Linked DNA regions of Homo sapiens: regions 1, 2 and 4 are each linked to region 3. A link is a contact called in ENCODE Hi-C or POLR2A ChIA-PET data. All regions are on one chromosome and are shown on one strand. The core of a region is the stretch at or near the end of the contact, and the rest is flanking DNA. Distances in the headings are between cores, read along the strand shown. Region 1 overlaps RNF34 (ring finger protein 34). Region 2 overlaps KDM2B (lysine demethylase 2B). Region 3 holds the start of PSMD9 (proteasome 26S subunit, non-ATPase 9). Region 4 holds the start of KDM2B-DT (KDM2B divergent transcript).

What was found. A loop is a pair of places that touch in the nucleus more often than their neighbours do. ChIA-PET counts read pairs that join two places held with the same protein, here RNA polymerase II (POLR2A). Pooled maps may share reads with other maps.
Region 1: a loop to region 3 is called in a pooled map, with 5 times the contacts of the local background. The contact joins the enhancer-like site here to the promoter of PSMD9 in region 3. A Hi-C loop is called at or near these places in 2 of 50 pooled maps. POLR2A ChIA-PET finds 5 or more read pairs at or near these places in 3 of 52 experiments (T-cell and activated T-cell).
Region 2: a pooled map shows a loop between it and region 3 (3-fold over the local background). The contact joins the enhancer-like site here to the promoter of PSMD9 in region 3. A Hi-C loop is called at or near these places in 3 of 168 maps with a recorded cell type or tissue (CD8-positive, alpha-beta T cell and naive thymus-derived CD4-positive, alpha-beta T cell), 5 of 37 single-sample maps with no recorded cell type and 16 of 50 pooled maps. POLR2A ChIA-PET finds 5 or more read pairs at or near these places in 2 of 52 experiments (K562 and WTC11).
Region 4: a loop to region 3 is called in a pooled map, with 4 times the contacts of the local background. The contact joins the promoter of KDM2B-DT here to the promoter of PSMD9 in region 3. A Hi-C loop is called at or near these places in 5 of 50 pooled maps. POLR2A ChIA-PET finds 5 or more read pairs at or near these places in 5 of 52 experiments (AG04449, T-cell, WTC11 and 2 more).

What each region holds. Positions count from the first base shown.
Region 1 is chr12:121,422,919-121,429,787 of GRCh38, forward strand. It overlaps RNF34 (ring finger protein 34), which reads left to right. Exons shown (of 6, transcript NM_025126.4): 6 at 468-1,430. The coding sequence ends at 658. It overlaps KDM2B (lysine demethylase 2B), which reads right to left. Exons shown (of 23, transcript NM_032590.5): 23 at 6,178-6,869. Among named protein-coding and RNA genes, the nearest start is that of MIR7107, 18 kb to the right of the region's middle. RefSeq lists an enhancer at 2,592-2,671. Within about 2 kb of position 2,458, at least 8 of the 41 ENCODE cell types and tissues checked have a DNase peak (open chromatin) inside an H3K27ac peak, as active enhancers do.
Region 2 is chr12:121,445,812-121,453,375 of GRCh38, forward strand. KDM2B (lysine demethylase 2B) reads right to left here. Exons shown (of 23, transcript NM_032590.5): 13 at 7,309-7,533. Among named protein-coding and RNA genes, the nearest start is that of MIR7107, 5.2 kb to the left of the region's middle. RefSeq lists enhancers at 2,766-3,266, 3,267-3,767, 6,299-7,113, 7,114-7,564. Within about 2 kb of position 6,315, at least 15 of the 41 ENCODE cell types and tissues checked have a DNase peak (open chromatin) inside an H3K27ac peak, as active enhancers do.
Region 3 is chr12:121,885,918-121,893,170 of GRCh38, forward strand. PSMD9 (proteasome 26S subunit, non-ATPase 9) reads left to right here and starts at 2,873. Exons shown (of 6, transcript NM_002813.7): 1 at 2,873-3,077. The coding sequence starts at 2,940. It also overlaps a transcript of HPD not described here. RefSeq lists enhancers at 2,530-3,143, 2,777-3,176, 3,144-3,757.
Region 4 is chr12:121,578,236-121,585,019 of GRCh38, forward strand. KDM2B-DT (KDM2B divergent transcript) reads left to right here and starts at 2,276. Exons shown (of 4, transcript NR_183427.1): 1 at 2,276-3,028. It overlaps KDM2B (lysine demethylase 2B), which reads right to left and starts at 2,788. Exons shown (of 23, transcript NM_032590.5): 1 at 2,551-2,788; 2 at 567-711. The coding sequence starts at 2,676. RefSeq lists silencers at 830-909, 2,069-2,378, 2,459-2,508 and enhancers at 2,078-3,013, 3,949-4,884, 4,885-5,818.

The sequences.
Region 1 (6,869 bases), core at 1,208-3,707, 460 kb before region 3:
GGAACTAAGGCTCCTTTTCCTACTGAGATGAGGCTCCAGAGACTGTGGTGTTCCCAGGGCTACAAAGCTGGGGCAACTGAGTTAAATTCCAATAGCATCCTGACTCCAAAGCCCATCTACAGAAGACCAGCTGAGGGTTTCTTTTTCTAGTTACAGAAGTAATATATCCCTATCACAGATGTCTTGAATTAGACAAAGATATAAAATAGAAATACATAGCTAACATTTGTTGGGTACGTCAAGCATTTTATTCTTTACAAAACCCTGAGGTATAGCTTTTATCATTGCCATTTCTAGTGGAGAGAACCAAAGTGCAGAGAAGTTGGGATTATTTCTTGTACAACACTGGGGTGGCATTGGGCCTGCAGGGGTCATTCAGCAGGTGGCTGCTCAGCTTCGGACTGGGAGGGTGGCTGGCTGACTGGCCATGCCTGAAGCCGAGGCCTTAGCTCTCTGTTGCCTTTCAGATGGCGAGCGGCTGCAGCTGCAGGATGAGGAAGACGACAGCCTGTGTCGCATCTGCATGGATGCCGTCATCGACTGTGTCCTACTGGAGTGTGGGCACATGGTTACCTGCACCAAGTGCGGCAAGCGCATGAGTGAGTGTCCCATCTGCCGGCAGTATGTGGTGCGAGCCGTGCACGTGTTCAAGTCCTGAAACAGGCTCCCCTCACCAGGACAGTCACCCCCAAACTTGACCCCCAACATTTCAATGCACAGAAGGGACTGGAAAGTTATGTTCAAAGGCTGAAGCTATTTTAAAACATTATTTTGACTACTAAGTGGGGACAGAAAGATCCATCCTGAGTTGTGGAAACATTGGTCCATGCCGTGAGCCTGTCTGCCTGTGGACACGTGAGCTTCCCGGGCTCAGCTGGGCTTTATCACACATCCCGTGAACACTCATTGAAGTCAGCCTGTTTGCGCCATGTGGGCATCAGCCACTGCTGTCTTGGGAGGACACTTATCCTGTTCTCTTATTTCCCCTTCATCCTATTTTTAACTTAAACTGCTCAGATGTTTGAAACTTCTGTCCTCTTTGGATGAGATCAGTGTCCACAAGTGGCCGACATGGAACATGCTGAGCAGTGGCTCCTCTGAATGTTCACTTTATTAGTCATGTATATTTTAAATGCTAACATTTGATGAATGTAAGTTTCCACATTGTTGCTGTTTCTGCATTTAAACATAATTGGGAACAACTGACATTCTCTAGTCGACTGCCAGGGCCTTAGACTCCACATGTCCATTTTTGTTCAGGTATAGCTTTTTATAGCAAGGGCTGCATCTAGCTTCTTTTATTAGAAGTGTGTGTGCTAAATTCCTTATTAATGTGTAATCAGTTTACATTGTTTTGTATAGTGAAGGTGTATTTTCAGTGCTACCCGCTAGCTGATTTTAACTTTAGGAATAAAATTAGTTTTAAAAGCTTTTGTTTACATTGTCTTGGTCAGTTCCTAAATCAAGTGACCTGGCCTAGCACCCCTCTTCAGAAGAGATGGTGGGAGCACCTTCAAAGATGTCACATGGGGGCCGGGTGCGGTGGCTCACGCCTGTAATCCTAGGACCTTGTGAGGTTGAGGCTGGAGGAATGCTTGAGCTCACAAGTTCAAGACTAGCTTGGACAACATGGCGAAACCCTGTCTTTGGAAAAAATTAGCCAGGCGTGGTAGTCCCAGCTACTCAGGAGGCTGAGGTAGGAGGATGGCTTGAGCCTTGGGTGTGGAGGTTACAGTGAGCCAAGATCACACCACTGAAATCCAACTTGGGTAACAGAGCCAGACCTTGTCTCAAAAAAAAAAAAAAAGAAAAAAAAGAAAAAAACAATGCCACATGAGCAACAGTGCTTACATTTCCTGCTTGCTTATCAGTAAGGTTAACTGCTGATGTGCTGTTTCTTGTGTCCAGGTATTGCGCTAGGTGCTGTAGTTGCCTCTGCAGTCCTCAAAGCAACTTTCTGAAATAAACATTGCTTTGCTTCTCTAACCTCTGAGAAGTTAGACTTGTCTAAAACCTCATGGTTAAAAAGTGGCTATGCAGAATTTGAACCTAGCTCTGATGCCAGAGTTGCTCTTAACCCTTCCAGTACCACATAAGAAATGAGAAACTTGGGCCAGGTGTGGTGGCTCATGCCTGTAATCCTAGCACTTTGGGAGGCTGAGGCGGGTGGATCATGAGGTCAAGAGTTCGAGACCAGCCTGGTCAACATGGTGAAACTGTCTCAACTAAAAATACGAAAATTAGCTGGGCATGGTGGCGGGTCCCTGTAATCCCAACTACTCAGGAGGCTGAGGCAGGAGAATCGCCTGAAACTGGAAGGCGGAGGTTGCAGTGAGCCAAGATCGTGCCATTGCACTCCAGGCTGGGCGACGAGCGAAACTCCGTCTCAAAAAAAAAAAAAAAAAAAGAGGAACTTGAGCTATTATGCAAAAATGTTGTGAAATCTCTTTTAGGTCCAACTTGACTTGACTCAGGATGGTTGAGTTGAGACCAACTGTCATTTCAGTGCAGCTGGGAGTGGCCACTTCTCAGAGTCTGTTATCTCCTGACTGTGCAGTGAGTAACACATATGGCCTTGGGTGCTCAGAATTTATTAGTCCATCAACAGAGCTGAAAATACCTGTGAACACCAGGAGGCAGATGCCCCTGTGCTTTGGGCAGAAAGTTTGTGTGGCTAATAGTAAAGAAAAAAATTTTCTGCTTTTGAAGATCAAAGCATGTAAATCAAGGCCTCCCACTTGTTTGTCTGCAACCACAATTGGTAGTAACTGGCTTGAGCAGGTCATGGTTTCCCTTTAGAAGCAGCATAAGTTGCCAGAGTTTTGTGGGCACTTGTGCTTTTTGTCTAAACTTTTTTTTTTTTTTTGAGACAGAGTCTCGCTCTGTTGCCCAGGCCGGAGTGCAGTGGCGTGATCTCAGCTCACTGCAAATTCCACCTCCTGGGTTCATGCCATTCTCCTGCCTCAGCCTCCCAAGTAGCTGGGACTACAGGCACCCGCCACCACGCCCGGCTAATTTTTCTGTATATTTAGTAGAGACGGGGTTTCACTGTGTTAGCCAGGATAGTCTCAATCTCCTGACCTCATGATCCACCCGCCTCTTCCTCCCAAAGTAATCTTTTGATGAGACTCTGGAAATCTTAACATTTCCTCCAAATTGGTAACTTGGTGGTGGCAAGTCTTTAAATCCAGGCCATAGAAGCTAAGCAGTAGGTGCTGGTTTTGTCTAAACTTAAATTCAAAAATTCAGATTTATACAGTCTTAGTTTAAAGCAGTTTAATGTTTACTCTTAGATTTGTGTATTAAGTTTTAGTGGCTTCTTTATAGAAAGAGTACAAAATGCTTGGTGGATTTTTTAGATAGTAGTTTGAAGTAACCCTGGTTTATTAGCCAGATAATAGAAATGTCAGACAACAGAAATGTTTAGTGTAACAGGCTTGATACTTGGAAATTGGCTTGTTTGGCAGAGGGCAAGCATTTCCCCCTGGAATTTGAATTTTTAAACTGGCATGCCTTTCTACCCCCTCCCCCCCCTTTTTTTTTTAAAGACAGAGTCTTGCTGTTGCCCACCCAGGCAGAGTACAGTGGCATGATCATAGCTCACTACAGTCTTAACTTCTGGGCTCAAGCAGCCCTCCCGCCTCAGCCTCCCCAGGAGCTGGCATATAATGCATACCACCATGCCTGGATAATTTTAAACAATTTTTTTTTTTTTTTTTTTTTTTTAGACAGAGTCTTGCTCTGTTGCCCAGGCTGAAGTTCAATGGTGCAATCTTGGCTTATCGCAACCTCCGCTTCCCAGGTTCAAGTGATTCTTCTGCCTTTTCCTCCTGAGTAGCTGGGATCACAGGTGCATACTACACTCCCAGCTAATTTTGTATTTTTAATAGAGACAGGGTTTTACCATGTTGGCCAGGCTGGTCTCAAACTCCTGACCTCGGGTGATTCGCCCGCCTCGGCCTCTCAAAGTGCTGGGGTTACAGGTATGAGCCACTGCACCCAGCCCCATGCTGCTTTAAGTAAATTTTTTAAATAGGTCATGTCATATGGATAAGTCTGCAGTGGAATACAGTGAAGTCTCTTTATCCCATCTTCACAATATGAAAGGATGTCATTTGAGGTGCCATGGTGTCTTCCTTTGTAAACATCAGATTCCCTAGAGGAAGGGACAGAGCCTCTTTTCTAGGTTACTAAGCTGTGATTTGACACAGCAAACATTCCCTTGGGTTTATGGTCCTTTCATTACTTCATCAGACATGGCGTGTAGGCTCAGAGTAGTTGCTTGTAGCATTTAGCCTCGGCTGGCCTCATCTTTGGCTCATTTTAAAAATAAAAGAGGCTGGGGACGGTGGCTCATCCCTGTAATCCCAGCACTTTAGGAGGCTGAGACCAGCAGATCACCTGAGGTCAGGAGTTCGAGACCAGCCTGGCCAACATGGTGGGTGAAACCCTATCTCTACTAAAAATACAAAAGTTAACTGGGCATGGTGGCAGGCACCTGTAGTCCCAACTACTGGGGAGGCTGAGGCAGGAGAATTGCTTGAACCTGGGAGGCAGAGGTTGCAGTGAGCTGAGATCATACCACTGCACTCCAGCCTGGACAAGAGCGAGACTCTGTCTCAAAATAAATAAAATAAAATAGGTCTGTACAGAGACCATGGATTTGTACTGAAGTACAATCTTACTGGATTGTTCAGTACTCTTGGGAGAGTTTATGGCCACTGTGTTATACAATGGCCTGTCCTGAAACTACAGATCTGCTGTGTCTCTGCTGTATTGCACATCCATGTGGTGGCTTGGATCCCCAGCCCTGGCAGCCCCTCCCTAGCAGACCTGTGTGCTCCAGGAACCCTTAGAGGAGAAACACTGCCTTCTAACCCTGAGCCCTACTTCCCTTAACTAGTCCCAGTTGCAGCCACAAATCTGTCTTGGCTACTAATGAGTGACTACGGGATCCGTTCACCAGAGAACAATGATTAACCTTAAAGCAATTCTTAAGGAAGAGGATGACTTTACTGGATATCAGGGTAGCTATATTATTAATGTTTGGAGGTTTGGAGAACTCAGGCTGTCAAGAAAACAAATATTACCATTCATGAGGACACTGCATTTTAAACAATCAATCAGGCTTACAAAAGAAAGTCACATTTTTATAAACCATGGAGTGAAGTGGATTCCTGAGTTAAATTCTGGGGTACAGTGGCTTCAAGTGTCTTTAGATTGAGTCAACAAGGGTCTGTGGATTTAAATTAACAGGAGACATGTATCTAGATGAGATCTTTCTCTTTTTTTTTTGAAATGCGGTCTCGCGGTCGCCAGGCTGGAGTATAATGGCGCAATCTCAGCTCACTGCAACCTCCGTGTCCTGGGTTCAAGCGATTCTCCTGTCTCAGCCTCCTGAGTAGCTGGGACTACAGGCATGCACCACCACTCCTGGCTAATTTTTGTATTTTTAGTAGAGATGGGGTTTCACCATATTGTGGTCAGGCTGGTCTTGAACTCCTGACCTCAGGTGATCCCTCCCAAAGTGCTGGATCCACTCCACGTGGCCTTGTCTCATTTTAATTAAAACTGTTTTGCCATAGTAAAAATAAAAGGGACAAATAGAAAACTCAGCCATCAGCAAGAAAAGGCTTCTTCCACAGGGGCAACATCGTACATTGCTCTTATCAATCACTGAGGAAGGAGGTTGGTTACTTTCTCCATCTTCAGATTCACTAGAGCAGTTGTTTCTGTATGTGAATATGACATCGCCAGCAGGGTCCTGTCTTTAAAAAAAATTCCGTAATCTAAAATTACTTCTCACTGGTTTCTGCATCTGCCACTTGGGGAAGCCACCTCATGACCAAGTGTTTCCTACAGCCACCATGGCCCAAGGCTACCTGTACAGGATGCAGCCTCCTGCAGTTGCTCCCACTGTCTCCCAAATCTGGCGAACTTTTAGGCAATGGTAATGGCAAGTAGCCATGGAATTAATTCTGTGTGGTAAGAGGCACACAGACAGATGATGAGCAGCTCTTCTCCTTAAAGAAGTCTGTGTCTAATTCCTACGCGTGGCCGTTGTCAGAGTATAGCTCTTTCCCGTTACCTTTACTAGCCAGAAACAGCTTGCTTGCTTTCTGAAGAAAGAGAAATGACGCACCACAGGGTACATCAGATGAATCAGAAATTACATTGTTTGGACTTCAAAACAGTGTTTACTGACTCTGGGCTTAAACTTCTAGTCCACTCCTAGAACAGAAACCCTCAAAGTTCAAGAGTGGTTTTTTTTGTACAATTGTTTATACAAATTCAACAAAGGTAAAATCGCATCAGGGAAGGTCTAGGAAACACCACCTTACAACAATGGCACTTATAAATGCAGAACTTTACAACTAGGAAATAGCCATGTTACAAACCTAAATGAGAACTCAACTCACACTTCAGAGGAGAGAAGCAAAAGCAAAAGAAAGGCTATGTGGGAGCATTTATTCTACGTCTTGACTCACTGTATAAATTAGATCTATGTAAGTACAAGAGCTCATGCTGGAGCAGAACCTCCTGAGTGCAAAGGCTGAAGTCGAAATTTTAAAATTTGAGAAAAGTGAATTCTCTACAGAGGAAACTTGGCAGAGTATCTTACTTTGACTATAATTTACATTTATCCACAACATGCTCATGTAACTCTTGAGGTACAAAGCAGACTCTCAACTTCCAGTTAAACATGCTTTTAAGTGGAAGGTCTTAGCCTACTTTGTTAGATCTGGGCACATTTGTAGATGGGTTGTGTCGATGAAGTACACGTTAAATTCTCTCCTACCTTAAGGAAATCAGGAAAATTGGCAATCTCAAAACAATAAAAACACTGGTATGCATTCAAACCTTGCATA
Region 2 (7,564 bases), core at 5,065-7,564, 440 kb before region 3:
AAAGCCCCAAAGGAGCAGGGGCGTGAGCGCAGCCCAGATCCATGCGGATGAGATGAAGCTGCATCTCACCAGTGGGTATTCAAGGCACAGACCATGGACTGCGGGCTCCCAAGACCTTTACAGAAAGGTTAGGAGGTCAGAACTGTCTTCAGAATAACAGACGTTATTTGCCTTTTGCACAGTATTGATATTTGTACTGGCGGGTGAAACTCCTGGCCCCTCAGCACCAGGCAAGGCAAGGCCCCCAGCTCACCAGCAGCCATGGGGTGACTCATGCCATACGCTTATTAAAAAGATCACCAGGCCGGGCGCGGTGGCTCACGCCTGTAATCCCAGCACTTTGGGAGGCCAAGGCGGGCGGATCACAAGGTCAGGAGATCGAGACCATCCCGGCTACCACGGTGAAACCCCGTCTCTACTAAAAATACAAAAAGAAATTAGCCGGGCGTGGTGGCGGGCGCCTGTAGTCCCAGCTACTCGGGAGACTGAGGCAGGAGAATGGCGTGAACCCGGAAGACAGAGGTTGCAGTGAGCCGAGACCATGCCACTGCACTCCAGCCTGGGCGACAGAGCGAGACTCCGTCAAAAAAAAGATCACCAGTTTCATCTAAGAATATCTCTGATGAAACAGTAAAAATTACTTTATGAAAACCTTACCCTAGAGTACACATCCTTTTCATGTGCTTTGTGACAATAAGAAGTATGCGTAAAGTGCCTCGGCACACAGGTGACGCGTACCAAAGGAAAAGCACTCGTGACTGAGCTGGGAGGTGAAATGGCCACTTTCTCCACAGATTATTTTTACTTGAAGGAATGACTGATAGAAACCCCCTGGACACTGGTGTATTTTTGTGAAGATCAAAGAAGTGAGCTTGTCATTTCCAGAAAAATAACTGACAGCATTTGTTGCAAATGACAAAATTCAAGTTTCTGAATGAAAATTAGACTTTTGGAAAACTTTTATGAACCACCATAACCCGCACAGCTTCCCAATACTGAGAGACTTTTCCAATGAGATCAGTAATCATATTAACAAACGTGATTTCTAAAATAATATTATGTGCCAATATTTGGAAAATCCGCCTAACTCAGGGAGCCAATATTTTCCAGATGACCAATACATGGTGTTACAACATCATGCCTGAGCAAATGAGCTACTCAAAGGTCAAGACAGGCTAATGATTTTCAATGTAACAGTGTGAACAGCTCATTGATACAGTTTCAGACTCCACATTGCAACTAAACTTTAAAAAAAACTGTTGAGTTCTAGTTGAGTATCAGAGTATCCACAGTTATCAAAAAGGCTATTAAAATACTCCTCCCTTTTCCAAGTAGTATATATCTGTGTGAGGCAAAATTTTCCTCATACTCCCTCCAAAACAACATATCACAATAGACAAAACACAGAAGCAGATATGAAAATTCCAGGTCTTCTCTTTTTTTTTTTTATTTTTTGAGATGGAGTCTTGCTCTGTCACCCAGGCTGGAGTGCAGTGGCACGGTCTCGACTCACTGCAACCTCTGCCTCCTGGGTTCAAGCGATTCTCCTGCCTCAGCCTCCCGAGTAGCACAGGTGCCCGCCACCACGCCCAGCTAATTTTTTATATTTGTAGTAGAGATGCGGGGTTTCACCATGTTGGTCAGGCTGGTCTCGGACTCCTGACCTCATGATCCACCCACATCGGCCTCCCAAAGTGCCAGGATTACAGGCGTAAACCACCGCACCCGGCAATTCCAAGTCCTTTCTAATGAATCAGACATAACAGAGATTTACAAAAATATAAAACAACGCCATTCTTCTTATTTTTCTTTTGGAAAATGTAATTATTTCTCATAAAAATATGTTATTTCTTTTTTCTTATTTATTGTTGAGACGGTGTCTTGCTCTGTTGCCCAGTCTGGAGTGCAGTGACATGATCTCGGCTCACTGCAACCTCTGTCTGCCTCCTGGGTTCAAGCGATTCTCCCACCTCAGCCTCCCGAGTAGCTGGGACTACAGGCGTGCTGGGTAATTTTTGTATTTTTAGTAGAGATGGGGTTTCACCATGTTGGCCAGGCTTGTCTCAAACTCCTGACCTCGAGTGATCCTCCCACCTTAGCCTCCCAAAGTGTTGTGATTGCAGGCATTAGCCACCGCGCCCGGCCAAAATATGTTATTTCTATTAACACGTCATGGGTTTTCTTGTTATTTTAAGATAAATTTAAAATCTAAAAAAAAATTTCTTGGCCAGGAGTGATAGCACATGCCTGCAATCCCAGCACTTTGGGAGGCCAAGGCAGGCGGATTGCCTGAGCCCAGGAGTTTGAGACTAGCCTGGGCAACGTGGCAAAACCCTGTCTTTACAAAAAAATACAAAAATTAGTTGAGTGTAGTGGTGAATGCCTGTAGTCCCAGCTGCTCGGGAGACTGAGGTGGGAGGACTGCTTGAGCCCAGGAGGTAGAGGCTGCAGTGAGCCACGAGCACACCACTGCACTCCAGCCTGAGCGACACAGCAAGACTCTGTCTCAAAAAAAAAAAAAAAAAAAAAAAAAATCAGTTTTAATTTTTTTTTTTAGCTAAAGTCCTCTCACATCAAACTCAGTTTAAATTTCTAATACGGTCAATATTAATAAATATATAGCCTACATAAAAGAAAAGCTCTTTAGGGTCCTCATAATTTTGAAGAGCATGAAGGGGTCCCTGAGACCACGAAGTGTGAGAACTTGATGCACCCGGCTGTGAGCCCCCTGAGGCCAGGGCAGGTCAGCCTCATCCCGCCCAGTGCACCTGCAGACAGAGGAAGCACGCAGCCAACCTTTATTATGCTGCTCAGAGGAGCTTCAAGCAGGCTGGGATATACACGCCATTGGTAAGTGAAAAAGACTTGATTAAATGGCGCAAATGTTTGAATTCTAATAAACAGGACACAGAAGGCAAGGCAGTCATCGTTCCTTCCACAAATACCAAACACACATCTGCCACGGCCTGAAACAAGGTCCTGGGGCCACAGGAGCGAGGGAGATGGCTGCTCCCCATGAGCTATTTGGGAAGACAAAGACATTAAGTCGCTGAAATCCAAAGAAAACATGGAAAAATCATGTTCAAGAGTTCTCAGAAGCAGCAGAGGCTGATTTCTGGAGGACTTGGAGGACAGGGTGGAGAGAAGCCAAGTGGGCAAGGCCGCGGGGCCTCAAGGTGAATGAGGACAGAGCAGGCCAGGCCAAAGGGGACGTCTGGGGACCAGACTGCAGCGGGGGGCACAGGGTGAAGCACGGCCCACACGGCAAGAAGAGGGTCTGTGGTGGGGTGGGGCAGATGGCAGAACGGGCTCTGAGCCAGGTGGCAGGATGGGAGGCGGTGCCAGAGGCAAATCTCCTGCAGGGGCTGGCAGGGGGCTTGGGGCGCATGTGGGGGGGCAGACTGCAGGACACCAGCATGACATCGGCATGACACTGGCAGGGACATGGTGGAGAGGGGAGGCTACGGAGGCAGCCCCAGCGACGGAGCAAAGGGAGGGTCCAGAAAAGGAAGATAGGTGGGGCTGCGTATGTCACAGGTGGGTAACACGTGAGAAGTGCCCTGGCAGAGCAGAAGGGCTAGGAGAAGAGTAAGAAGGACCCCAAGGGTCAGGCCAAGCCTGCATCTGCCATCAGTTCCAGAAGCCACGTCAAGCTGAAGAGAGTAGGAGACGTAGAAAAATGGGGTTTCCTTCAACCAGCATGCGCTGTGCCAGGCACCAGAGCTGCAAAGATAAGATGGCACCCGAGACAGGTTTCCTATAACTGGGCCCAGCACACGGGGGCTGGGAGATAATAATGCCAAAGAGAAAAAGACAGTCGCGGGTTCATTACTGGCACACATTGGGTTTTAGGTGACACCGTTCTAAAAACCAACAGTTGCTATAGACAAGCTCTTTTAAATTCTATAGGATCCAATGGGTCACATGGACCCAGTCTCCAAAAAATGCACATCCATGCATGCACATAGACAAAAATGCATTTAATTTCAGGATGGCTCACAAATTCCCCGAAATCCATGGAAATGTCCTGGGGTTCGGGTACCAATTAAAAGCACAAGCAGTGGAACTGAACTTCTGCAGCAAAAGAAAGAACTGACAGAGTGAAAAGGCAATCTACAGGATGGAAGAAAATCCTTGCTAACCAGAGACCTGATAAGGGTTAATATCCAAAACATATCTAGAACTCCTCTAACTCAGCAACAAAAACCCCCAAAAGAAAGCCGATCTAGGCCAGATGCACTGTAATCCCAGCACTTTGGGAGGCCAAGGCGGGAGGGTGATCACCTGAGGTCAGGGGTTTGAGACCAGCCTAGACAATAGAGTGAAACCCTGCCTCTACCAAAAATACAAAAATTAGCTGGGTGTGGAGGTATGTGCCTGTAACTCCAGCTACTTGGGAGGCTGAGGTAGGATAATTTCTTGAACCCAGGAGGCAGAAGTTGCAGTGAGCCGAGACTGCGCCACTGCACTCCAGCCTGGGCAAAAGAATGAGACTCTGTCTCAAAAAAAAAAAAGAAAGAAAAAAAAGAAAAGAAAAAAGTAAATCAGTTTAAAAACGGGCTAAGGACTCAGACATTTCTCCAAAGAAGACAGACAAACAGCCAATAAGCACTTGAGAAGATGCTCAACATCACTAAGAATTAGGGAAAAGTAAATCAAAACTACAGTGAGACGTCACCTCATACAAATTAGGATGGCCACTAAAAACAAACTGAAAGCCCATAACATAACAGATGTTGGTGGGGACACAGAGAAACAGGAACCTTCATCGGGTGCGGTGGCTCACGCCTGTAATCCCAGCACTTTGGGAGGCCGAGGCGGGTGGATCACGAGGTCAGGAGATCCAGACCATCCTAGCCAACATGGTGAAACCCCGTCTCTACTAAAAATGCAAAAAAATTAGCCAGGCGTGGTGGCGGGCACTGGTAGTCCCAGCTACTCTGGAGGCTGAGGCAGGAAAAATGGCATGAACCCAGGAGGTGGAGCTTGCAGTGAGCCGAGATCGTGCCACTGCACTCCAGCCTGGGTGACAGAGCAAGACTCCATCAAAAAAAAAAAAGAGGAAGAAACAGGAACTTTCATGCACCCGTGGTGGGAATGTAAAACGGGATGGCCGCGGTGGCCAACAGTACAGAGGTTCCTCAAAAAGTTAAAAATAGAATCGTCATATGACCCAGCAAGCCCACTTCTGGGCATGGAGTTGACCCTTACACAGCACAGGATTGAACTGTGTGGGTCCGCTTATATGCCGATTTTTTTTCAACAAAAGTTATACTGAGTGTGCCTGCGTCTCCTGCCCCCCCCTTCTACCTCCTCCATCTCTTCTGCCTCTGCCACCTCTGAGACAGCAAGACCAACCCCTCCTCCTCTGCCTACACAATGTGAAGATGATGAGCATGAAGACCTTTATGATGATCCACTTCCACTTAATGAATGATAAATATATTTTCCTTATGATCTTCTTAATATTTTCTTTTCTCTAGCTTATTTTATTGTGAGAATACAGTATATAATACATATAAGATATGTGTTAATGGACTGTTTTTGTTACTGGTAAGGCTTCTGGTCAACAATAGGGCTAACAGTAGTTAAGTTTTAGGGGAGTCAAAAGTTACATGCAGATTTTCAACTGCACAGAGGTCAGATGGTGCCCCAACCCTTGTGTTGTTCAAGGGTCAATTGTATATCCAGAAGAATTCAAAACATGATCTCAAAGAGATATCTGCACACCCATATTCACTGCAGCACTATTCACAACAGGCAAGAGGTGAAAGCAATCCATATGTCCATCAACAGATGAATGGATAAAGAAAAGTTGAGCCAGGCGTGGTGGCTCACGCCTGTAATCCCAGCACTCTTGGAGGCCGAGGTGGGTAGATCACTTGAGGTCAGGAGTTCGAGACCAGCCTGGCCAACATGATGAAGCCCCGTCTGTACTAAAAATATAAAAATTAGCCAGATGTGGTGGCAGGTGCCTGTAATCCCAGCTACTCAGGAGACTGAGGCAGGAGAATCGCTTGAACCCAGGAGGCAGGGGTTGTTGTAAGCCAAGATTCCACTGCTGCACTCCAGCCTGGGCAACAGAGCAAGACTCCATCTCAGAAAAAAAAAAGAAAATTTGGTACAAATACACTTTCAGTATTAATCGGCCATAAAAAAAAAGGAAATTGTCATATGCTTCAACATGGATGAACCCTGAGGACTTTATGCTCAGGGCTATAAACAAGCCAATCCAATCACAGAAAGCCAATTACTGCATAATTCCACTTCTATGAGGTCCCGAGAGGAGTCAAGCTCTTAGAAACTGAAAGTGGAATGGTGGTTGCCCGGGCTGAGGGAGGGGAAAGGGGAGTAGAGCTTCAGTGGGTATGGAGTTTCAGTTTTGCAAAATGAAAAAGTTCTAGGGATCAGCTTCCCAAAAACGTGCATATGGTAATACTACTGTACTGCATACTTAAAAATGATTAATGTATTTTTTTTACCACAATTTCAAAAAACAAAACACAAGAAATATGCGTGGAAGGAGATGGCTGAGGTGTCTGGGCCTGCGGGGCATCGACAGCCAAGGAGGAAGGGCTCACCCTATGCCAGGCTGGGCCTGCAGATGAGCGCACCAGGGCCGAGGAATCCCGTCCCTCCAGCCGAGCCTGCTTTTCCACGGGGACTGGGAGATGACTCCTCCACAGGGAGGACCGCCGGCCCCCGGGGAGCAGCGCCCTGAGGAAGGCAGAGCATGTGGGTGTGTACAAGGGAATTCAAGGGCAAACCCCGCGACCTCGCCCCGTTGCGAAGTCCATGTCCACTGCCCTGTCTGGGGACGAGACCAGCGGCGCGGGGCCACTGCCGGAGCTGAGGCCAGGCGGTGTGGAGGGGCGGGCCAGGCTCTCCCGGGCGCGGCTCCTCAGTACCATAAATCACTCCTTGTTGGGGGCAGCCCCCTGAGATGGGGCGCTGACCTTCCACCCAGACTTCTGACTCTGAAGGCAGGGCCGGAAGGAAGGAAGGAAGGGCCCAGAACCGTCACCCAGAACCGTAATGTTGGCAACGGGGTCACAGACAGGACAGGCTGCCTGTCATCTTTAATGGCAGCAACTTCAAAGTACCTGAGCACCCTGGGAGGGAAGGAGCAGGAGGCCTGAGCCTGCGAAGCGGCCAGCGCCTTCCCGTCCACAGGAAGAGCTCTCGGGGAGTCCACAGCCCCGGCTTCTCTGTGTGCGGAGGGGCGGCCAGAGCGAGCAGCGGTCAGACACGCGGGCCGGCACGCAGGGGCCTGAATCGAGCGCAGGGCTGGGCGGGGGCCGCACTCACCGCGATGCACTGCCGCATGATGCAGCTCTGCTTCATGCGCCCGGGGCCCCCGAACTTCTTCATGTCCTTGCAGAAGTGGCACTCTCCGCACTCGGTCCGCAGGCAGGCCTCGCACTTGCGGCATCGCGTCCGGCGCCGCCGAGCTCCTGCCGTTGTCCGGTTGGCGGCCAACTTCACCGCGGAGGCCGGGCCCAGCTTCCCCTTGGGCCGACCCACAGCCCGGTTCTGCAGGGGAACAGACACGACTGGTCAGATG
Region 3 (7,253 bases), core at 1,623-4,122:
CACTGCACTCCAGCCTGGGCAACAGAGCCACCACGCCCGGATAATTTTTGTATTTTTAGTAGGGACAAGGTTTCAGCATGTTGGCCAGGCTGGTCTTGAACTCCTGACCTCAGGTGATCCAGCCGCCTCGGTCTCCCAAAATGCTGAGATAACAGGCGTAAGCCACCGCACCTGGCCACATATTGCATTTAGTTTTTTTTTTTTTTTTTGAGATGGGGTCTCACTCTCTCGCCCGGGCTGGAGTGCAGTGGCACGATCTCTGCTCACTGCAAGCTCTGTCTCCCAGGTTCATGCCATTCTCCTGCCTCAGCCTCCTGAGTAGCTGGGACTACAGGCACGTGCCACCATGCCCGGCTAAATTTTTGTATTTTTAGTAGAGATGGAGTTTCACCGTGTTAGCCAGGATGGTCTCGATCTCCTAACCTCATGATCCACCTGGCTTGGCCTCCCAAAGTGCTGGGATTACAGGCGTGAGCCACCGCGCCTGGCCTAGTTTTTTTTTTTTTTTTTTTTTTGAGACGGAGTCTTGCTCTGCCGCTCAGGCAGTGAGCCACCTGCCCTGGCCTCCCAAAATGCTAGGATTATAGCCATAAGCAGCTTACAAAACAGTTTTCTTGAACATGCTTATACTCTTCACGTGGATTTGCTAATTGTTACATTTTGCCTCTTTCTCCCCTTGTATCACTTTCTTCGGACCACTTGCAAGTTAGTAGCAGAAATCATGACACTACACATCTAAATAATTGAGCATTTATCTCGTTCCAATAAAGATAAAAGTGATTCTCTCATATAATTGCAACACCATTATCTGACTGAGGAAATTTAACACTGATATACTATAATTTAATATAAAGTTCATATTTAGATTTCACCAGTTGGCCCAATAAGTCTTGTAAAGCTGCTGTTTCTCATTAAATAATTCAAGTAAGGATCATGTATTGCATTTAGTCATTATTTCTCTCTTCCTCCCTTTTTAACTTTATTATTTATTTATTTATTTGAGACAGAGTCTCACTCGGTCACTCAGGCTGGAGTGCAGTGACATGATCTCAGCTCATTGCAACCTCTGCCTCCCCGGTTCAAGCGATTCTCCTGCGTCAGCCTCCCAGGTAGCTGGGATTACAAGTGTGTGGCACTGTGCCTTGGTAACTTTTGTATTTTTAGTAGAGACGGTGTTTCACCATGTTGGCCAGGCTGGTCTTGAACTCCTGACCTCAAGTGATCCACCCACCTCAGCCTCCCAAAGTGCTGGGATTACAGGTGTGAATCACCACACCTGGTCCTCTGCTAATTAATTATTATTTTTTTTTTTTTGTAGAGATGGAGGTCTTGCTATGTTGCCCAGGCTAGTCTCAAACTCCTGGACCTAAGGGATCCTCCTGCCTTGATCTCCCAGCATAATGGGACTACAGGTATGAGCCACTGCACCTGTATTTCTCTCTCTCTCTCTCTCGATAATGTTAGAAATGTTAGTTTATTTTTGAGGGGTGCGGTAGCTCACTCCTGTAATCCCAGCACTTTGAAAGGCCGAGCTGGGCTGGATCACTTGAGGCCAGGGGTTCGAGACCTCAGCCTCCTGAGTACCTGGGATTACAGGTGTGTGCCACCACACCCGGCTAATATTTTATATTTTTGGTAGAGACAGGGTTTCACCATGTTGGCGAGGCTAGTCTCAAACTCCTGACCTCAAATGATCTGCTTGCCACAGCCTCCCAAAGTGCTGGGATTATAGGCATGAGCCACCACACCTGGCCCATTGCATTTAGTTGATGCACATCTTTAGTGTTCTTAAATCTAGGCAATTGCATATCCGCCTCCTTTCTCTGTCCCCCACCCCTTATTCCCCATGTGTATTTCACAACATTGACTTTTTTTGAAGTTTTCAGGCCAGTTGTTTTGAAGTATGTCCCTTCTTTTGGATATGTCTGTTTTCCAATGATTAGATTCAGGGCAAACATGTTTGAATACTACACAGATGACCGCTGAGCCCTTTTCAAGACAAAATATTAGAGGCACATGGTCAGATATCAAAGTTGATTGTTTAGGTAAGCTGGGTTGGAATTTTGGCCTCACATTTTGCTAGTTGGGTAAATTGGTTATTGAGACGGTTTTCTCAGCTGTCAAATTGGGATGTAATAATCTAGCTTCATGAGGTTGTTGAATTAATATATGTAAGGCATTTAGAACAGCGTCTGGCACATTATAAGTATCAATAAATAAACACTGTTACCGTTATTATTATCACTACGATTTTTAGAGGCCTTAACAGGAACATCCAGCACCTTCAACAGTATATGGCTCATAGGAATCATTCCATGAATATTTGTTAGCAGAAGGACAGCTCTATGAGATAGATTGCTATCAATTACTGCCCCATTTTACAGATGAGGAAACTGAGGCCCAGAGAAGCCAAGTAGTGACCTAGGGTCACACAGATTGCCGTTAAGTGGCAAGATACGGGGTGTGTACTCAGGCATATCGGATCTGTAAAGTGAGGGATAAGGAACCTTAATGTATTTTGTAAATCCTCCAGGGCTGTGTGGATGTGAAGAACTGAATTGGAGCGCCACGCAGCGGTTCTCTGGCGTACAGTATCCATCCATACAGTAGGCGCTCAATAAATGTCTGCTGCACGAATGAGAAAATGAGTCAGCTGGGGCGAGATCATCCCCTAGCGTTGGTGTGCAATTGCGTGGGGATCCATTGCTTCCGACGCTACTCCTGCCGGGTCACCACAGGCGCACGTGTTCCGGCAGGGCGCGGCTTCCGGTGACCCAGCTCCGCCCTAAGCCCCATCCCAAGCCCCGCCCCTTGACTGTTCTCGCGTTCGCGGACGGCTGTGGTGTTTTGGCGCATGGGCGGAGCCGTAGTTACGGTCGACTGGGGCGTCGTCCCTAGCCCGGGAGCCGGGTCTCTGGAGTCGCGGCCCGGGGTTCACGATGTCCGACGAGGAAGCGAGGCAGAGCGGAGGCTCCTCGCAGGCCGGCGTCGTGACTGTCAGCGACGTCCAGGAGCTGATGCGGCGCAAGGAGGAGATAGAAGCGCAGATCAAGGCCAACTATGACGTGCTGGAAAGCGTGAGTGTGGGTTCGGGGCGCCCCAAGTCGCCTAACCCGGCCCGGAGTCCCTGGGGTACTGGGATGCCAGGGCGGCCTCAGTTTGGGCGCTCCGCAACGGATCTCCCTGGGAGGCCCAAGGCGCCGCAAGTGCGGCCTCTGTCGGCACAAGAAGGCAGGCAAAGAACTTTAGCAACTGAAGAGTTAGCCATATTGATATCCAGCAAGAGTTTGTGGAGCCCTGCTGTGTGCTAGGCGCTGGTTTAAGTGCTGTGCATTGTTGAGTTAATTTAATCTTTGCAACAACCCTTTGAGGTGGATGCTGTTACTCTTTCCATTTTAGGGAGGGGGAAACAGGTGTTACTTGGTGATTAAACAGCTGTCATGTGCCTCGCTGACTGCCTTATCTTAATTTTGTACTTTTTGTAAAGACAGAGTCTCACTGTGTTGCCCAGGTTGGTATCGAACTCATGGCCTCAAGCGATCCTTCCACCTCGGCCTTTCAAAGTGCTGGGATTACAGGCGTGAGCTACTGCACCCGGCATTTGCTGATTGTATCGTGAATTCTTAAACTTCAGTGTGTATATGAATTACCTGGGGATCTTATTAAAATGCAGATTTTGTTTGAGGCAAGGGAGCAGATTCTGCATTTGTAGCAAACTCCCAGCAATGCTGATGCTAGTGGTCTAAGGACCGAACTTTGAGTTACAAATAAGGCTCATCATCCTTATTGCATAAGGAGGAAACTGAGGCCCAGAGTGGGGCAAACGCCTATCTAAGGTCATGTAGTTCGGAAGTGGCAGTGGTGGGTCTGGCTCAAAAGCTGATGCAGGTTTTCTTATGCCATCTAGTGTAAAATCACAGATCAGTTTGCAGAGGAAGATGCAATTAATTATGCCCAAGTAGGGTGGGATGGAATGCATTTTAGGTGATGTAAGATGAAGTTTCTTTTTTTTTTGTCTGAGACGGAGTCTTGCTTTGTCACCCAGGCTGGAGTGCAGTGGCTCAATCTCGGCTCACTGCAGCCTCTGCCTCCTGGGTTCAAGTGATTCTCCTGCCTCAGCCTCCCGAGTAGTAGGGATTACAGGCGAGCGCCAGTACGCCAGGCTAATTTTTTATTTTAAGTAAAAGCAGGGTTTCACCATGTTGGTCAGGCCGGTGTTGGATTCCTGACCTCAGGTGATCCGCCCACCTTGGCCTCCCCAAGTGCTGGGATTACAGGCGTGAGCCACCGCGTCCGGCCATAAGATGAAGTTTCATACGGAGGGCCAGAGAACCATTTTACTGGGTGCTGACTATATGCTCAAAGTGGGATTCAGACTTCAGGTCTGTTACATTCAGAACCTGTGCTTTCAAGCAAATTACCAGCAATTTCTCAAACTTTAGTTTACTTTCTACCACATGCAGTATACTATATGCATATACCACTTGTGTTATTCCTTTGATATTTTTATTTAAATAGATCTACTTTTAATCTTATATAAATGTATTATTATTGTTATTATTATTATTGAGACAGGGTCTCGCTCTGTTGCCCAGGCTGGAGTTCAGTGGCACCATCTTGGTTCACTGCAGCCTCAATCTCCTGGTGTCAAGCAATCCTCCCACCTCAGCCTCCCAAGTAGCTGAGACTGCAGGTACGTGCCACCACGCCCAGCTAATTTTTGTATTTTTTGTAGCTATGGGGTCTCACTATGTTGCTTGCTCAGACTGGTCTGAAACTCCTGGGCTCAAGCAGTCCTCCTGCCTCTGCCTCCCAAAGTGTTGGGGTTACAGGCATGAGCCACAGTGCCTTGCCCATAAATGTATTTTAAAAGGAAATTTCAAAACTCCGCTGCATATGGAAAATGATAATCTCTTCTCTTAAATATAAGGTCAGATGCTTTGCATGTTGATACGGCATGTTGGTTGCTTCTGGCTAGCTGCTGTTGCTTGCTGAAAGCTTTCAGCCTGAAACCGTGCTCTATATTTGTTTTTAAAAAGTGGGTTTGGGCCGGGCCTGGTGGCTCACGCCTGTAATCCCAGCACTTTGGGAGGCCAAGGTGGGTGGATCACCTGAGGCCAGGATGGTCTCGATCTCCTGACCTCGTGATCCGCCCGCCTCGGCCTCCCAAAGTGCTGGGATTACAGGCTTGAGCCACCGCGCCAGGCCTACAAAAAATTTTTTTAAAAATTAGTTGGGCGTGGTGGTGCATGCCTGTAGTCCTAGCTACTTGGGAGGCTGAGGCAGGAGGATTGCTTGAACCCTGAATGTTGAGGCTGCAGGGAGCTATAATTGCACCACTGCACTCTCTTGTGGGTGACAGAGTGAGATGCTGTCTCTTTAAAAAAAAAAAAAAAAAAAAGGCCGGGTGCGGTGGCTCATGCCTCTAATCCCAGCACTTTGGGAGGCCGAGGCGGGCGGATCACGAGGTCAGGAGATCGAGACCATCCTGGCTAACACAGTGAAACCCCGTCTCTACTAAAAATACAAAAAATTAGCTGGACGTGGTGGCCAGCGCCTGTAGTCCCAGCTACTCTGGAGGCTGAGGCAGGAGAATGGCCTGAACCCGGGATGTGGAGCTTGCAGTGAGCCAAGATTGCGCCACTGCACTTCAGCCTGGGTGACAGAGCGAGACTCCGTCTCAAGAAAAAAGAAAAAAAAAAAAAAGACTGGGCATGGTGGCTCACGTCTGTAATCCCAGCACTTTGGAAGGCCGAGGTGTGTGGATCGCTTGAGGTCAGGAGTCCGAGACCAGCCTGGCCAACATGGTGAAACCCCGTCTCAACGAAAAATACAAAAATTAGCCAGGTGTGGTGGTACACATCTATAATCCCAGCTACCCGGGAGGCTGATGCAAGAGAATCACTTGAACCTGGGAGGCGGAGGTTGCAGTGAACCAAGACTGCACCACGACACTCCAGCCTGGGTGACAGAGATTCCATCTCAAAAAAAAAAAAAAAAAAAAAAAGAAGTGGACAGCTAAAACTATAAATCTCGTATAATAAAGCATAGGAGTAAATCTTCATGACCTTGGATTAGGCAAAGCCTTTTTAGATATGGCACCAAAAACACAAGCTACAAAAGAAAAAATGATAAGTTGGACTTCAACTTTAAAACTGTGTTTCAAAGGGCATAGTAAAATGAAAAGATAAGCTCCAGAATGGGAGAAAATATTTGCATATCATTTCTCTGATAAGAGGATAGTATCTAGACTATAATAAGAGCTCTTACAACTCAATAATAAAAAGACAGCCAATTAGAAGACAGGGAAAGGATCTGAATAAACATTTCTCCAAAGAAAATATGGTCAATACAAATGGTCAATGGCCAGGCGTGGTGGCTCATGCCTGTAATCCCAGGACTTTGGGAGTCTGAGGCAGGAGGATCACTTGAGGCCAGGGGTTTGAGACTAGCCTGGGCAACACAGTAAGAGCCTATCTTTACAAAAAATTCAAAATTAAAGGCCGGGCATGGTGGCTCATGCCTGTAATCCCAGCACTTTGGGAGGCCGAGGCTGGCAGATCACGAGGTCAGGAGATCGAGACCATCCTGGTTAACACGGTGAAACCCCGTCTCTACTAAAAATACAAAAAAATTAGCCGGGTGTGGTGGCAGACGCCTGTAGTCCCAGCTACTCGGGAGGCTGAGGCAGGAGAAGGGCCTGAACCCAGGAGGCGGAGCTTGCAGTGAGCCAAGATCTCGCCACTGTACTCTAGCCTGGGCAACAGAGCGAGACTCTGTCTTTAAAAAAAAAAAATTAAAAATTAAAAATTAGCCAGGTGTGATGACATGTGCCTGTGGTCCCAGCTACTTAGGAGGCTGAGACAGATCGCTTGAACCCAGGAGTTTAAGGCGGCAGTGAGCTATGAACACACCACTGCACCCGATCCTGGGCAACAGAAGATCTTGTCTCAAACCAATACAAACACAAAAGCCATTACCTTTTACACTTTACATGGGTCAGTTATATGGTATCTGAATTATATCTCAATAAAACTGTTATAAAAACAGAGGGTACTAGAGATAGCAAGTAACTGGGGTGTTGCAGAGACCAGCACCAAATGGACACTTTTGCCTTGACAATTGCAGGATTGTAGAGAATTGGGAGAGGAATATGTATTTTTGATTCAGGGTTATTTAATGCCGTGTGTGTGAGCTGCTAGTGTTATGGATCCCATCCTTTGAGAAGCATTATCCAATGTGATATTGATTCT
Region 4 (6,784 bases), core at 1,026-3,525, 310 kb before region 3:
ATCCAATCTGGCAGAGCCCATGGGGGAATGCGGCTCTGCGGACCCCAGGCCTAAGGGGGCATCGTCCCAAACACCCGACGCGCCCCCATCACCAGTTCCTCACTGGCAGGCCCCAAGCGGGAACGGGATTGGGAAGGCTTCGGGCCTGGGGGGCCTTACCCCGATGCCCCAGGGGCGCCCTGAACCCAGTTCCAGCCAGGCGGCGGCACCTCAGGCAGCGCAGGGAGCGCGACCGGCTCGGGGAGGGGGAGGACGCGGCGCTCCCGCCCTCCCTCGGTCCGCCTGTCCATCTCCAGGTCCCTCTGTCCGCCGGCCCCCTGGCTCTGCCCACCCTGGGGCTGGTGGTGGGCGCGGGCCGGGCCTAGGCCCATGCCCGGCCCCCCTTACTGCCTGCCCTCCTCCCTCACCACCCCACCCCACCCCCCCAGTGCTCGGCCTCGTTTCGTCACCGGATCCCCTGGAATGGGGGACGCGGGCGCGAAATACGAACCCAGCCACCGGCAGCTCCCTCCCCACGTGCGCTCGGCCCGCAGCGCAGAGGGCGGCCCGGGGTGGGGGCGCCTCACCTTTGCCCTCCATGGCGTGCACGAAGTCCCCCTGGTACAGCTGGCTGCGAAGCTTCTCCTCCAGGCTGAAGCCGCGGACGCTGACGATCTCCTCCACGTCCGACAAGTCCTCGTTCTCGTCGTATCGCTGGCGGTCAATCGGGCGCTGCGAGGACCCAAACCAGAGAGCCCGGGACATTATTGTGGGGGCTGGAGGTCGCCTCTCAACCTGGGCCCAGCACTAACAGGTGCAGCAGCCGAGCGCCCCCTGCACCCCACCATTGCAACCCAAGCAACTTTGCGCAATTGCCAAAGATGCTGAAAAGCAGGACAAGGAGAGGGGCCCGCACCCCGAGGGTCCAGCTGCGCTCTACGCGGGGTACTCCCCTCCGGTGTCTTCGGAAGCACTGAAGGGACATCTGGGGACCCTCCCCTGCCCCCCGCCCCCGAAATGTGCTGGGCTTCGCCCACTCGGCCGGGAGCCTGGTTATGTAACCCGCGAAGGGGGCTCCGGACACGGGCTGGCGGGGCAAATGTAGGCCCCAGGAGGAGCCGCTGCGGCGCCCGGCTCGGCGGTAACAGCAGCCCCAGCGGCCGCGGCGGCAGAGCCGGGAAGCCGGAACCGGGGGCCGGCGGCATTTCTAAAGCTGGAGCCGCCCCCGAGCTACCGGGGAAGCTGGAAAGCTGAAATGGAAGGGCTGAGACCCCAGCCGCCCCCGCCGCCCGCCCGCCAGTGCAAGAAGAGGAGGTGGGGGGAGGAGAATCGGGGCTTGGAAGGGGGAGAGGCAGACGGCCCGCCACAAAGCTCGGATCGGAGACCCCAAAACGCACCAGCAGCTGCCTCATCTCCCCACAAGCGCGCGCGCACACTCACTTCCTAAGGAGACTCCCCCACCACTCCCCGCATCCCCCTGCCTCCTCCCTCCACCGCCCAGCGCCCGGCCCCTCAGCCCCCCAGATTCCGGGCGAACCCCGAGCCCGCTCAGCCCCCCTCCACGCCTTTCCCCGATACCACCTCCCCACTTAAGTGTCTGAGACTCTAAGCCTCACAAGGGGCTGGAGGAGTAAGCAGCTTGCTTCCTTTTGCATGCAATTTATTATATTTTTTTCCCGGTCCTCTTGCAAAATACAGAAAAGGAAAGAAAAGGCAGCGAGAAACAACCAAAAAAAAAAAAAAAAAGATCTATCATATGCCAGATACAGATTTGGAAAAAAAAAAAAAAAAAAAAAGCTACACACCAATCTTCTTCCAGAGTCTTTCTCTGCCTCCATTTTTTTAGGAGAGTTCACCAATTAATTGTCAACACTCCTGCCCCCTGCATTTTGGCCGAGGGGGGAAGGAGGGAAGACCAAAGAAAACAAACCAAAAAATAAATAAATAAAGCAAGCCAGAGCCGAGATCTACAAAGTTTTGCACCAACACTTAGGCAGATCCGTTTGCAAAGTCCTAGGAAACCATTTTCAGCAGTTGTGGGGGGGGGGAGGCGTCGACGTCATAATCCCCGGAACGTAAACATTGTTGCCGATCGCGCTCGGAGCCCGCGGCCGGGCTATTTGGGGGGGCTCTCGGCCCGGGCTTGGGGGGGTGGGGGCGGCGGCCCGAGGAGGTATGGGGCGGGGAGGGAGCCCGGGAGGCACCGGGCGCCGTTAGCGCCGTGGCATCGCTGTTTTGTTGTTGGGTCACGAGTGCGCCTCTGCACGCAGGCGCCGCCGCCGCCCGGGAGTTGTGTGCAGAGCTGACTTTTGGAGGGCCGAGTTGCAGGCGGCGGGCGCATCCCGGAGATGGCGGGGCAGGGAGGGAGGGAAGGAGGAGGGGGCGGGGAGGGAGGTGCAGATTTGCACGGCTGGCCTCAGCGGGAGGCGCGGAAATGCAAGCCGAGCATGCTGGCGTGAAAGCCCCCGGGGCCTGGCACCCCCAAAAACGACCCCCCACCTCCGTTCCTGCCCTCATTGCCCAGGGCTACCCCTCTTCCTCTTCTTTCATCCACCCCTCCCCCAACATTACCTGTGTGGCCGACTCAAATTCAAAGCATTTTGTATATATAACTGTTTTCTTTTTTTGCTTTTCTGCTGCATGTCTTTTTCGTGGGGGGTGATCCTCTGCAGATCCCCCCATTTGCGGACCCGCCATGTGGAGGAGGCATTTGGGGGGCTCAGAAGGAAATTAGCTCGGCTTCCATACCTATAAGGACTGCCTAACTTTTAAACTCCCGGCACTCAAAGATGTGGACACACACACGTACAGGAAATACAGCCAGACCAGAGCCTTTGCAGTCCGCAGCTGACCGGAAGACGTTGCCTTTCATTCATTCATTCTGCCCGCCTCTGTGGACTCCTTTACTAGGCGACCAGCCCTGAAACAGAAGTTGGACATTTTTTAAAGGTTCTTGCGCTCGGCAAGGGGAGCAGATAGATGCTCAGGAGCGAAAGACGCAGAGAATTGGATCTGGCGCCTCCTAACGCAGCCCGCACAGGAGCGAAGGGTAAGCCCTTGTTGGTAGTTTATAGAAGACAAGTCGGTGGAAAGGTGCATGGTGCTCTGGGATAGGTGGGGGGAACTCTAGTGCCCTTGATGAAGCCCCTACAGGGCTTCTTAGCGGAGGTATCGGCACCCTCCGTACATACATGGGTGTCATTAGGTCCCTGTCCACTTACTAGTGTTTTTGACTACCCCAGCACTGGTCCTGGGTTGTCTTGTCCTCCCATCATGAGCAACAGTCAGGTCGACTTGGCTTGAGAAAAGCTAGCCCTAAACATTCCTCCAGCCCCAGCTGTGGCGCCCTGCTAGGCCTGATCTTGCGGGTAAAGATGCTGATAAAATGACATGGCAAGAGGGAGACGATAAAGGGACATTGTAGATAGCAGGCTTTGAGCCTGACATTTTATTTCTGCCATAACCCTGTGGGATACTTGGAGCAGGTCATTTTGCAGATAGGGAAACTGAAGCTCAGAGAAATTATGAATCTGAATGATTGCTGTGCTCCCATATGGTCCCCAGGCTATCAGACAGACCTGTGGGGAGGACGTGGCTTCCCCACCAGGAGATACGATGTCACTATCAGCATCGTATTGGCCGTCCTAAGAGACAGCTTCCCCCTCACTCACCTTAGAAGTTTCCTGTCCTATCTGACTGTAGTCTTTCCCACCCATCCTCAAAGGCTACTCTTTGAAGTTTGTTTTCATTCATGTTCACTAGCTGTAAAAATCTTTTAAGCAGGGATGAGGCTGGGAAACATCAAAATTTGTTTCCAAACTGAAATCGCCCACGTTGGCTGCTGCGTGCAATCAGTAGCCCTTCGTGTGAGTGCTGCCGGTTCTGCCTTCAGTCCGTCCAGAACCATGGACCATTTTATTTGTTCCTGTCTTTCTCACAAGAACCCTTTAAGGGAAATCGTCTTGTTCGTTCCCATTTTGCAAAGGAGGAAATTAGGACTAAGAAAAGCAAAGCCACTCACCCAGGATCACATAGCGCGTATGTGCCGCTGCCAGGGCTCACACTGGAGCCTGGCTTGGCCATCACGTGCTTTTTTTTTTTTTTTTTTTTTTTTTAGTAACTTACCAGCCTCACTACTGCCCCATAATGAAATAAACATGTTCAAAGGAGGCTGCATGGGCTGGAGAGTGACGCAAAGTGAATTAAGTGAAATAAAGCAAAAAATATATAATAGAATGCTTCATCTAATTAATTCTTTTTTCTCCCTGAGGCCCTTCTTTCTCTCCAAGTGGCCTCATAGTGGCCCCAAAAGCTGGCATCAGAAAAAGGTCCAATGGCAGCCACCTTAGTATAAAAACAGTTAAGTCCATCTATCACCTCCACGAGGAGTTCCTGGCCTGTCAGAGTGGGAAGGGGCTGGGTAGTCACCTCATTTAATCCCCCCCCTTTACAAACCTCGAGGAAACCGCAAACACGAGAAAAGAATGGGCCAGCCGGGGGTTTGTTCCCCTTGGCCTCCCCCAGAATGCCTGCCCTGCTGCCGGGTCCTAAGTGGCCACTCAATAAATGTTGGGCCCTTGATGAATCACCTTCCCCCTCGATATTTGCATTTTCTCTTTATCAGTAATTGGCAGATGAAAGGCTTTGTCCTCCAGTTGAAAGAATTCCAAGCATTTGCTCAAAGTGGGGGAGGAGGTTATTTTGGACCAAAGGGGGAAGGGCCAAGACCCTGGAGCTCCCAGTGTTGACTAATTGTCCCAGAGAAGTGGAGAGTAGGTAAGGGAAGAGAGAAGGTGAAGGTGCTTACCCCAGAGATGTACTTTTTCTTGCAGGAAAACACCGGGCCGGTTGTATTGGAAACATAATAATAATTATTTCCTGGACCCTCCTGCTCGATCTTACAAAGGGCCCAGTCAAATCCTGCCTGAGTTACCCCCATTCATTCTTCATTCATCAAAGGTTGATTGAGCAACTCTGTGCCCAAAGACAGAGAGGCTAGAGAAAAGAAGATGCAGCGTGGGGCATGCAGATTGGGGCATACTCGAGGCTGGGTAGGACGATGGACCTGCAGCTTCCCAAGGAAAGGGTGGACACTGGATGTAGCTCTCAGAAACCAGAATCTTGATAAGAAATTGAAGTTGTTCTCATATTCATATATGATTATCATAACTCCTGATTTTTCTTTTCTTTTTTTTGAGAGAGGGTCTTGCTCTGTTGCCCAGGCTGGAGTGCAGTGACACAATCTCAGCTCACTGCAACCTCCACCTCCTGGACTCAGCAATGCTCCACCTTAGCCTTCCAAGTAGCTGAGACTACAGGAGTGCACCACCATGCCCAGCTAATTTTTGTATTTTTGGTAGAGACAGGGTTTTGCCGTGTTGCCCAGGCTGGTCTCCAACTCCTAGGCTCAAGTGTTCCTCCCACCTCGGCCTCCCAAAGTGCTGAGATTACAGCCGTAAGCCACCACACCTGGCCCTGTTTTGTTTTAATTTAAGGATATCTAATCATTCCACATCAGCATATGTGGAATGCTATAGCACATCAGCTATAGTTTCCTTATTCTTTCTAATGATTTCATAGCATTTCATTGGGCAGATAAATGGTGCAAGAATGATTTAATTAGTTCCCTAACTTTTAGATGGTTTTCAATCTTTTTCTATTGCAAACAGAGCTATAAGGGATTGCAGCTTTGTGCTTGAGTCTGTCAGTAGAATATATATCTGAAAGTGATCATCCACGTCTCAGGATTCCTACCCTATCACCAACTATTTGTCCTTGAGAAGTTTATTTGTAAGATCTGAGCAGGTGGGACAACCTCATATCCAACTGGTATCCCCAGGAGTCTACGCAGTGCCATGCCCTTGGCAGGCACTCAGAGAGAGTGGTTTAAGGGCTAACACTGCAAGCATTCACACTGTAATCAGATGGCCTCTTCTAGGAAACCTTTGCTGATATCCTTGGCCCCCTTTCCCCATGGACCCTTCATTCATTCCACAAATGTTTGTGGAAGGTTGATTAGGGGGACCCTGTATCAAATCAGCCTCTTAGGTATATATAGCCTGGTAGGTGAGTTAAAACAAATTCTGGAAAGCACTCTAAGGCTGTGCTGTTTGATGGGATACATTAGCTACATACAGCTACTTAAATTTAATTAAAATAAAATGTAAAATTCAGCTCCTTAACCCAGTACCTACATTTGAAGGGGCTAGAAGTGACAGCACTGAATGGTGCAGATACAGAATATCCCTATCATTGGCTGGGCGCTGTGGGTCACACCTGTAATCCCAGCATTTTGGGATGCTGAGGCAGGTGGATCACCTGAGGTCAGGAGTTCAAGACCAGCCTGGCCAACAGGATGAAACCCCCGTCTCTATTAAAAATACAAAAATTGGACAAGCGTGGTGGTGCACACCTGTAATCCCAGCAACTCGGGAGGCTGAGGCAGGAGAATTGCTTGAACCCAGGAGGCAGAGTTTGCAATGAGCTGATTGCACCACTGCACTCAAGCCTGGGTGACAGAGGGGGATTCTGTCTCAAAAAAAAAAAAAGAATATCTTGAATAACTCTATCATCTTCTGTGGGACAGCCCTGAAGGGAGGCTTAGCATAGTGGGCAACCCTGTGGGCTCTGGATTCCTGTAAGCTCTGAGTTCGAATCCTATCATTATTTCCTAGCTATAAAATTTGGCCAAGCAAGTTAACCTGTCTTTGAGCCTCAGCCATAAAGGTGGGGAATTACAGCCCCTTATGGAGATTTGGCAAGGATTCAAAGGTACTGCAAATGTGAGGGGCTTTGCACAAAGTCA